Linked DNA regions of Homo sapiens: region 1 is linked to region 2. A link is an interaction called in ENCODE POLR2A ChIA-PET data of the cell type or tissue named here. Cell type or tissue: GM12878. All regions are shown on one strand.

Region 1 (4,000 bases), 340 kb after region 2:
CCAGCCAACACTCAAACCCTTAATACAGTAAACCAAAGTTGCAGGCCTGTGACCTAGGAGAGGAATTGAGGAATCTGCCTCAGGACCCCAGCGACTTTGCCTTCCAGCTGTAACACACAATTACGTGGGGCAAGAGGCCCGGAGAACTGCAAAACTGTCCATCTATGGATTAGAAACCAGAGCTGGGCCGCTTGAAAAATCAAGTCAGAATCTGCCTCAGTCCAGGGAGAGGCTGCATCCAAAGAATCAGGGCACTTCAGTGGAGTTTAATAACTGGTTCTTTTTTTTTTTTTAATTGAGACAGAGTCTCATCTCACTCTATCACCCAGGCTGGAGTACAGTGGTGCAATCTTGCCTCACTGCAACCTCCGCCTCCCGGGTTCACGCCATTCTCCTGCCTCAGCCTCCCGAGTAGCTGGGACTACAGGTGTCCACCACCATGCCCAGCTAATTTTTTGTATTTTTTTAGTAGAGGCAGGGTTTCACCGTGTGAGCCAGGATGGTCTTCATCTCCTGACCTCGTGATCCACCCGCCTTGGCCTCCCAAAGTGCTGGGATTACAGAGGTGAGCCACCGCGCCCGGCCAAGAACTGGTTCATTCTTAAAACTGCTTATCATGAATAATAGTTAAAAATTAGGAAATGTTTTGTTTTCAATTAATTATTTCTATTTTGCTTTGTTGACTTCTGTTTTATTATTCAGTTAATGTGCTAGAGACTTTAAGTTTGTCTGTTGGTGTAATTTTAACTCGTTTGATCTTTGATCTCTTGTTCAAGTTTTCCTACTTGTCTATAGAGGTCCCATCTGGCCCAGGCTGTGAGGACACCGGGCCATTTCCACCCAGGCCTGTTCCTCTGCATCAGCTGTTCCTATGAGCTTCACTCTGAACACAGATGTGGGGCTCTCCCCAGAGGAAATTCTCTCTGTGGCTTTTATGCAGAATTGCCTAGACAGTTTTCCTCTCTCCCTTATCACTGAATTTGTTTAGGATCAAGAGCAAGTTATCCTGGAACTGGATTGTTTATAACCCAAAGGATAAATGCTTGAGGGGGTAGAGACCCCATTGTCCATTGCCCAAGCACATGCTTGTTTCTCAATGCATGCCCATATCAAAACAAAACATCTCATGGACCGGGCGTGGTGGCTCACGCCTGTAATCCCAGAACTTTGGGAGGCTGAGGTGGGTGGATTACTTGAGCTCAGGAGTTTGAGACCAGCCTGGGCAACACGATGAATCCTTGTCTCTACCAAAAACACAAAAAATTAACTGGGAACGATGGTGCATGCCTGTGGTCCCAGGTACTGGGGAGGCTGAGGTGGGAGGATCGCTTGAGCCTGGGAGGCAGAGGTTGTAGTGAGCAGAGATCGCAATACTGCATGCTCCAGCCTGGGTGACCGAGTGAGACCCCATCTCAAAAGAAAAAAAAAAAAAAAATATATATATATATATATATATATGTAATGTATCCCATAAGTACATAAACCTACCATGTACCCACAAAAATTAAAAAAAAAAAAGATCAAGTTACTGTTATCCAAGACAGAATGGGTAAGGAACTCAGGCCCCAAAGGTGGTGGCAGCATATGTGTTGGGAACATATGGCTCTCTGGAGCAAGGGTGTTTAGATCTAAGGCCTCTCTTCCTTGACTTGTTCTCTCTCTAGAGATTTCAGCCATTTCCAGCAACATTACTGAATATGGAGCACCTACAATGAGATGGGCCCTATACAAGATATTGAACATTTATTTTCTAATGTAAATCTTACAACAATCTGAGGATTGGTGATATGGGAATTATTATTATTCCCATTTTATCGAGGAGGGAAAAGATTCAGAAAGAGATTAAGTCACAAAGTTAGTTAAGTGGGGGAACCCAGACTTGAACCCACACTGGTCTGCCTCCAAAGCCTGTGCTGCTTCCTCAGTGCCCACCTTTTCTGGTATGTTAGGCAGGCATCAGCTTTGGTAGCCAAATCTGGTTGATAAACTTCATCGGCGTGAAGGTTCAGAAGATCTGGTCAAGCCAAAGCATGGATTGATAGTGTGTTTTACTAGTGTGCAACTCTCCAAATCGAGTTTTTGGATGTGCAAAAAGGGAGACCCCACCATGATTCTGCCACTCTGCAGGTCTACCCACCTCCTCCCTCTGTGGCACTTCTGAGGGACAGCAAGAGAGACCAAAACTCACTGAACACTTACTATGAGCCAGGCACAGGGGAAGGCACTTCATACAGGTCTCCTCATTGAATCCTCATAACAACACACTTTCTAGATAAGGAAATAAAGAAGGTGAATTGCCGAGAGCGCTGCAACTATTAAGTGGCAGAGCTGGGAGCCACAACCAGAATGTATCTTGGGGAGCTGTTTGTGCGTCTTTGTCATCCCTGGACTGTGATTCACCTCTGAGCAGAACTTACCCATCTTACTCATCATACTGTAGGCGCTTAATAAATGTTAGCTGCACGAGAGTGCTGGGACAGGGGTTCTTTGCACAAACCTCTTATTCCCATCTAATCTCTTCCCCAAATATAAACTACAGAGAACAACACTTGCCCATTCTGATTCCCAGGGACATGGTACAAACAAGGGAGGTATAATCTCTAAACCTGCTCACAATAAATACATAGTGAACTCAATGCCTGGGTTTGCAGGGAGGGCAAGGACACTGAAATTGCTTAGTAGCTCTTCGTGAACAATAGCCACAAAATGCATCATCCTCTGGCCTACCCATTCCATCTTCAGGAATGTATGTCCAGTGAGCTGACTTAAAGAAAGAAAAAGAAAAAAAACGCAAAGATTTTTATAGATGCACTCTATATAACAGCTCCAAATTGGAAAGAGCCCAAATGCCTAGAATTAAGAAATGGTTAGGTACAACCCGTTGTTGTATTGCCATTTAAACTGACAAATGTGTGGACAATGTAACCATATGGAAAGCTCCATATAAAATGACATCAATCAAAAAAACTGGAACCCAAATAGTATACAAACAGTGATCATAATAATCTTGTAAACTGTGTGAATTAGACACAACATGAACACCTGGTATTTATTTTGGTATGTATTTGTTACTTACTGCTTATTTTTATTGTGAAGATGGCTAAATAGTCAAAAAAAAAGCAAAGGAGATAATAGCTAGAAGCATTTGTTCTCAAAGAGGAGAAATCCAAGAAATGTACTGAGGGACTGTCAAGCCTCAGCCCCAGGAGGCTTCTGACACTCTGGGAGCAGCTGGGGTTTACCCTCCACCATGCCAGCAGAGCCTACCCGCCCTTAACCTGCACTCTCTGGGCCCCTCACAGGAGGGAATGGGGGCACAAATGCTCCTGGGAGAATAATGCCACGCCTCAGGCAGCCCCTCAGGCCTGGAATGCCTGGCCTGGACAAATGCTTTGAGGCCCAAGCATCCACACCAGACATCTGCACACTGCAAGCCCCCGAGAGCAGCAGGTAACTCTCAAGAGAGTGCCCAAAGGAAGCTGAGACGTAGCTGGTGGCCGAGGTCACTTTCCCGCCTCGCCGCTTCTGACAGCACTCACACACCGGAGGCTTCTCCTTCTGAGGACCAAGAGGCAGGGCATTCTCCTCTCCTCCCTCTTTCCCATTCAGAGGCACAGAGGGCAGCTCCCAGGAGACTTCTTCCTCCCAGTCCCAACCTAGCACCAACTTATCTAGGGATTGAGGGCGAGGAAGGGTGGCAGGAACAAAGGAGAAGGGAAGAAATACTAGCATAATAGTAAAAAACGGTTAATCATTATTGAGCATTTGGTATGTGTCAGGTGCTGTGCTGAATCCCTCACATGAATCATCTCATTTGATCCTCACAACATCCCTCTGAAATAGATACTAGTGTGACTGTGTGACTGCTACTTTACAAATGAGCAAAAGGAGGCTCAGAAGGTCAGGTGACTCGCCCAAAGCCTCACAGCAGCAAGTGGCAGATCTGGGACTCACACTCAGGTCTCCTGCGAGAGCCCTCCACTGCTCACTTTAAGGGATG
Region 2 (4,000 bases):
CCTTTAATAAAAAGCAATTTATCAACTTGTTTTCAAGAATGGAATCCTGTTGTTTTTTTTTTCTTTTTTTGGGATGGAGTCTCACTCTGTTGACAGGATGGAGTGCAGTGGCACGATCTCGGCTCACTGCAACCTCCGCCTCCCGGGTTCAAGCAATTCTCCTGCCTCAGCCTCCCAAGTAGCTGGGACTACAGGCGCACACCACCATGCCCAGCTAATTGTTGTATTTTTAGTAGAGACGGGGTTTCACCATGTTGACCAGGATAGTGTCGATCTCTTGACCTCATGATCCACCCACCTCGGCCTCCCAAAGTGCTGGGATTACAGGTGTGAGCCACCGCGACTGGCCTCTTGTTTTTGTAACACAGAAAAACTTTTTTTTTTTTTTTTTTGAGACCGAGTCTCGGTCTGTCGCCCAAGCTGGAGTGCAGTGGTGCGATCTCAACTCACTGCAACCTCTGCCTCTCGGGTTCAAGCGATTCTCCTGCCTCAGCTTCCCAAGTAGCTGGGACCACAGGCGCCTGCCACCACGACCGGCTAATTTTTTTTTGTTGTTGTTGTATTTTTAGTAGAGACGGGGTTTCACAGTGTTCGCCAGGATGGTCTCGATCTCCTGACCTCGTGATCCGCCCACCTCGGCCTACCAAAGTGCTGGGATTACAGGCGTGAGCCACCGCGCCCAGCCAAAACTTTCTTTTTTTAAGAGACAGGGCTCACTCTGTCACCCAGGCTTCAGTGCAGTTGCACCACTATAGCTCACTGCAGCCTCAAACTCCTAGGCTCAAGTGATCCTCCTGCCTCAATCTCCTGAGTAAGCTGGGACTACAGGTGATTGCCACCACACTCAGGTAATTATTTTATTTTTTGTAGAAACAAGATCTCGGCTGTTGCCCAGGCTGGTCTTGAACTCCTAGGCTCAGGAGATCCTCCTGCCTTGGCCTCCCAAAGTTCTAGGATTATAGGTGTGAGTCACCACACCTGGCAAGAAAGGCTCTTTAAACAATAAGAAAACAAAGTAATGCAAACTTCCACACATACCAAAGACTGCTGTTGTATGTAACTATGACTTTGATAAAGACTGGCATTTCTCTGGTTGAGCAATGATACTTTCTTTTTTTTTTTTTTGAGACGGAGTTTCACTCTTGTTGCCCATGCTGGAGTGCCATGGCACGATCTCGGCTCACAGCAACCTCCGCCTCCCGCGTTCAAGCGATTCTCCTGCCTCAGCTTCCCGAGTAGCTAGGATTACAGGCATGAGCCACCACACCTGGCTAATTTTGTATTTTTCACAGACGGGGTTTCTCCATGTTGGTCAGGCTGGTCTCGAACTCCCGACCTCAGGTGATCTGCATGCCTTGGCCTCCCAAAGTGCTGGGATGACAGGCGTGAGCCACCGCACCCGGCCTATGAGACTTTCTTAACTAGTTGTGAGGAACTGAAAGATGAGCAGATGTGGACAGATGTGAGGTGGAGGGAGTTGGTATAAACAATTTTAGAGAGCTATTAAAATTGATGTGCAGGCTGAAGTGGCATAAGCTTCTTACTTCTAGGCGCACTAAGGAACAATTTCTCCCAAAATATACTATCACTGATAAGAATGACACATTTCAGTTGGGACACTGGTTCAGCTTGGAGAAGAGGCAAAAATAAAAATATATCTGGCTGAAAAAGCTGCCTTTTCCAACTTAATTTTGCCAGGGACTATGGAAATAGTCAAAGGACTTTTCTTAAAATGAAAGGTTCTTTTTGTCTCTCTGGAGAAAAGTTCTAACACAGTATCACTCTCCAATTGCACCATACCTCACTAAATATAGGCCAAATATTAAAATATTTTGTAAAGCACTTTAGTGAATGCACAGTAACACCTGGCAAGACAAGTTAAAACTAAGATGTGGATTCTTAATTAAGCTACTAGTTCCACATTTTGTTGAAAAAAAAAAAAAAAAAAAAAGTTGGCCAGGCGCGGTGGCTCACACCTGTAATCCTAGCACTTTGGGAGGCCGAGGCGGGTGGATCACAAGGTCAGGGGTTCGAGACCAGCCTGACCAACATGGTGAAACCCCATCTCTACTAAAAATACAAAAATTAGCTGGGCGTGGTGGCAGGCGCCTGTAACCCAGCTACTCAGGAGGCTGAGGCAGGAGAATTGCTTGAACCTGGGAGGTGGAGGTTAAAGTGAGCCGAGATCGTGCCACTGCACTCCAGCTTGGACGACAGAGCGAGACTCCGTCTCAAAGAAAAAAAAAAAGACCAGGCGCAGTGGCTCACGCCTGTAATCCCAGCACTTTGGGAGGCCAAGGCGGGCGGATCACGAGGTCAGGAGATCGAGACCATCCTGGCTAACACAGTGAAACCCCGTCTCTACTAAAAATACAAAAAATTAGCCGGGCGATGTGGCGGGCGCCTGTAGTCCCAGCTACTCAGGAGGCTGAGGCAGGAGAATGGTGTGAACCCCGGGGGGCGGAGGCTGCAGTGAGCCAAGATCATGCCACTGCACTCCAGTCTGGGCGACAGCGAGACTCCGTCTCAAAAAAAAAAAAAAAAAAAGAAAAGAAAAAGTTCTGGGAGAGTAAGATAAGCAAAAGCCAAACCAGTATCTTTACAGCTGCTAAATTAATGTCTTCATAATAGTAAAACAGGCTGGGCATGGTGGCTCACGCCTGTAATCCCAGCACTTTACTATTATTATTATTATTATTGTTGTTCTTCTTCTTCTAGTAAAACCATTCCCAGCTGAATAGCTGGGTAAGGCAGAGGGTCCATACAGGAACCCAGTAAATGGGACTTTTCCCTCCTAATTTAGGATGAGCTGTCTTCAACTTCTCACAGACTTGATATATCTTTCCTTTTAAAGTAGATTAAGTCCTATCCTTTACATAATAAGAATGAAGATAAATAAAATGCCAATGGTAGAAGTGCTTAGCTTTTGGAAGGAAGTAAATCTTAAGTTATGACTAATAATGCTTATGCTTCTCCTTTGAAGCAACACGAATGTTGTCTAAATCATCCCAATTCTGCAAGTGGCATAAAATCTGATTTTCATTCAGTTCAGCAACTGATCCTCAAAAACACTTTGCTGAATGCAAAAAAAAAAAAAGAAAAAAAGAAAAAGAAAAAAAGTGATTGTTCAGGTAATATCTTCCCAGCAAACAGCACTTAAAGAAACCCCCAGCTTTTTTTTCTGAGAAAGAGTCTTACTCTGTGGCCCAGGTGCAATGGTGTGATCGGCAATGGTGCGATCTCGGCTTACTGCAACCTCTGCCTCCCAGGTTCAAGCAATTCTCCTGCTTCAGCCTCCCGAGTAGCTGGGATTACAAGTGTCTGCCACCACACCCCACTAATTTTTGTATTTTTAGTAGAGATAAGGTTTCACCATGTTGGCCAGGCTGGTCTCAAACTCCTGACCTCAAGTGATCCACCCACCTCGGCCTCCCAAAGTGCTGGGATTATAGACATGAGCCACTGCGCCCAGCCAGAAACCCCCAGCTTTAAAGTGATGACTGCTTTCCAATTTGGGCCTAGCAGAATGGCTCCCGCAAAGGGTGGTAAGAAGAAAGGCTGTTCTGCCATCAACCAGGTGGTAACCCAAGAATACACTATTGAGATTCACAAGTGCATTCATGGAGTGAGCCTCTAAGAAGCAAGCCCCTCAGGCACTCAAAGAGATCTGGAAATTTGCCATGAGGGAGATGAGGACCCCAGATGCACACATTGATAGCAGGCTCAACAAAGCTGTCTGGGCCAAAGGAATAAGGAATGTCTCACACAGTGTATCCCTGCGTGGTTGTCCAGAAAATGTAATGAAGATAAAAATTCACTAAAACAAGCTCTATACTTTGGTTACTTATGTACCTGTTACCACTTTCAAAATCTACAGACACTCCATGTGGATAAGAACTAACCACTGGTCATCAAATAAAATTATACAACTGCAAAAACAACAACAAAGTGATGACAGTACTACTTTCATCACACACTGACTATTCTAAATGGATTTCAT

The links. Peaks named below come from ENCODE experiments on the same cell type or tissue, not always from the same donor. Only the 100,000 strongest peaks of a DNase experiment are listed, where the experiment ranks them.
Region 1: POLR2A ChIA-PET joins it to region 2 with 5 read pairs; 2 of 35 experiments call an interaction of 5 or more read pairs at or near these places.

What each region holds. Positions count from the first base shown.
Region 1 is chr17:29,134,817-29,138,816 of GRCh38, forward strand. The region is part of intron 2 of MYO18A (myosin XVIIIA); the gene reads right to left. Among named protein-coding and RNA genes, the nearest start is that of MYO18A, 44 kb to the right of the region's middle. RefSeq lists enhancers at 2,903-3,886, 3,887-4,000. In GM12878, no CTCF peak of the experiment used is centred here; no DNase peak of the experiment used is centred here; H3K4me3 peaks cover 1,260 bases; H3K27ac peaks cover 899 bases.
Region 2 is chr17:28,798,924-28,802,923 of GRCh38, forward strand. All of the region lies in intron 1 of FAM222B (family with sequence similarity 222 member B), which reads right to left. It also overlaps the pseudogene RPL31P58. Among named protein-coding and RNA genes, the nearest start is that of FAM222B, 42 kb to the right of the region's middle. In GM12878, no CTCF peak of the experiment used is centred here; no DNase peak of the experiment used is centred here.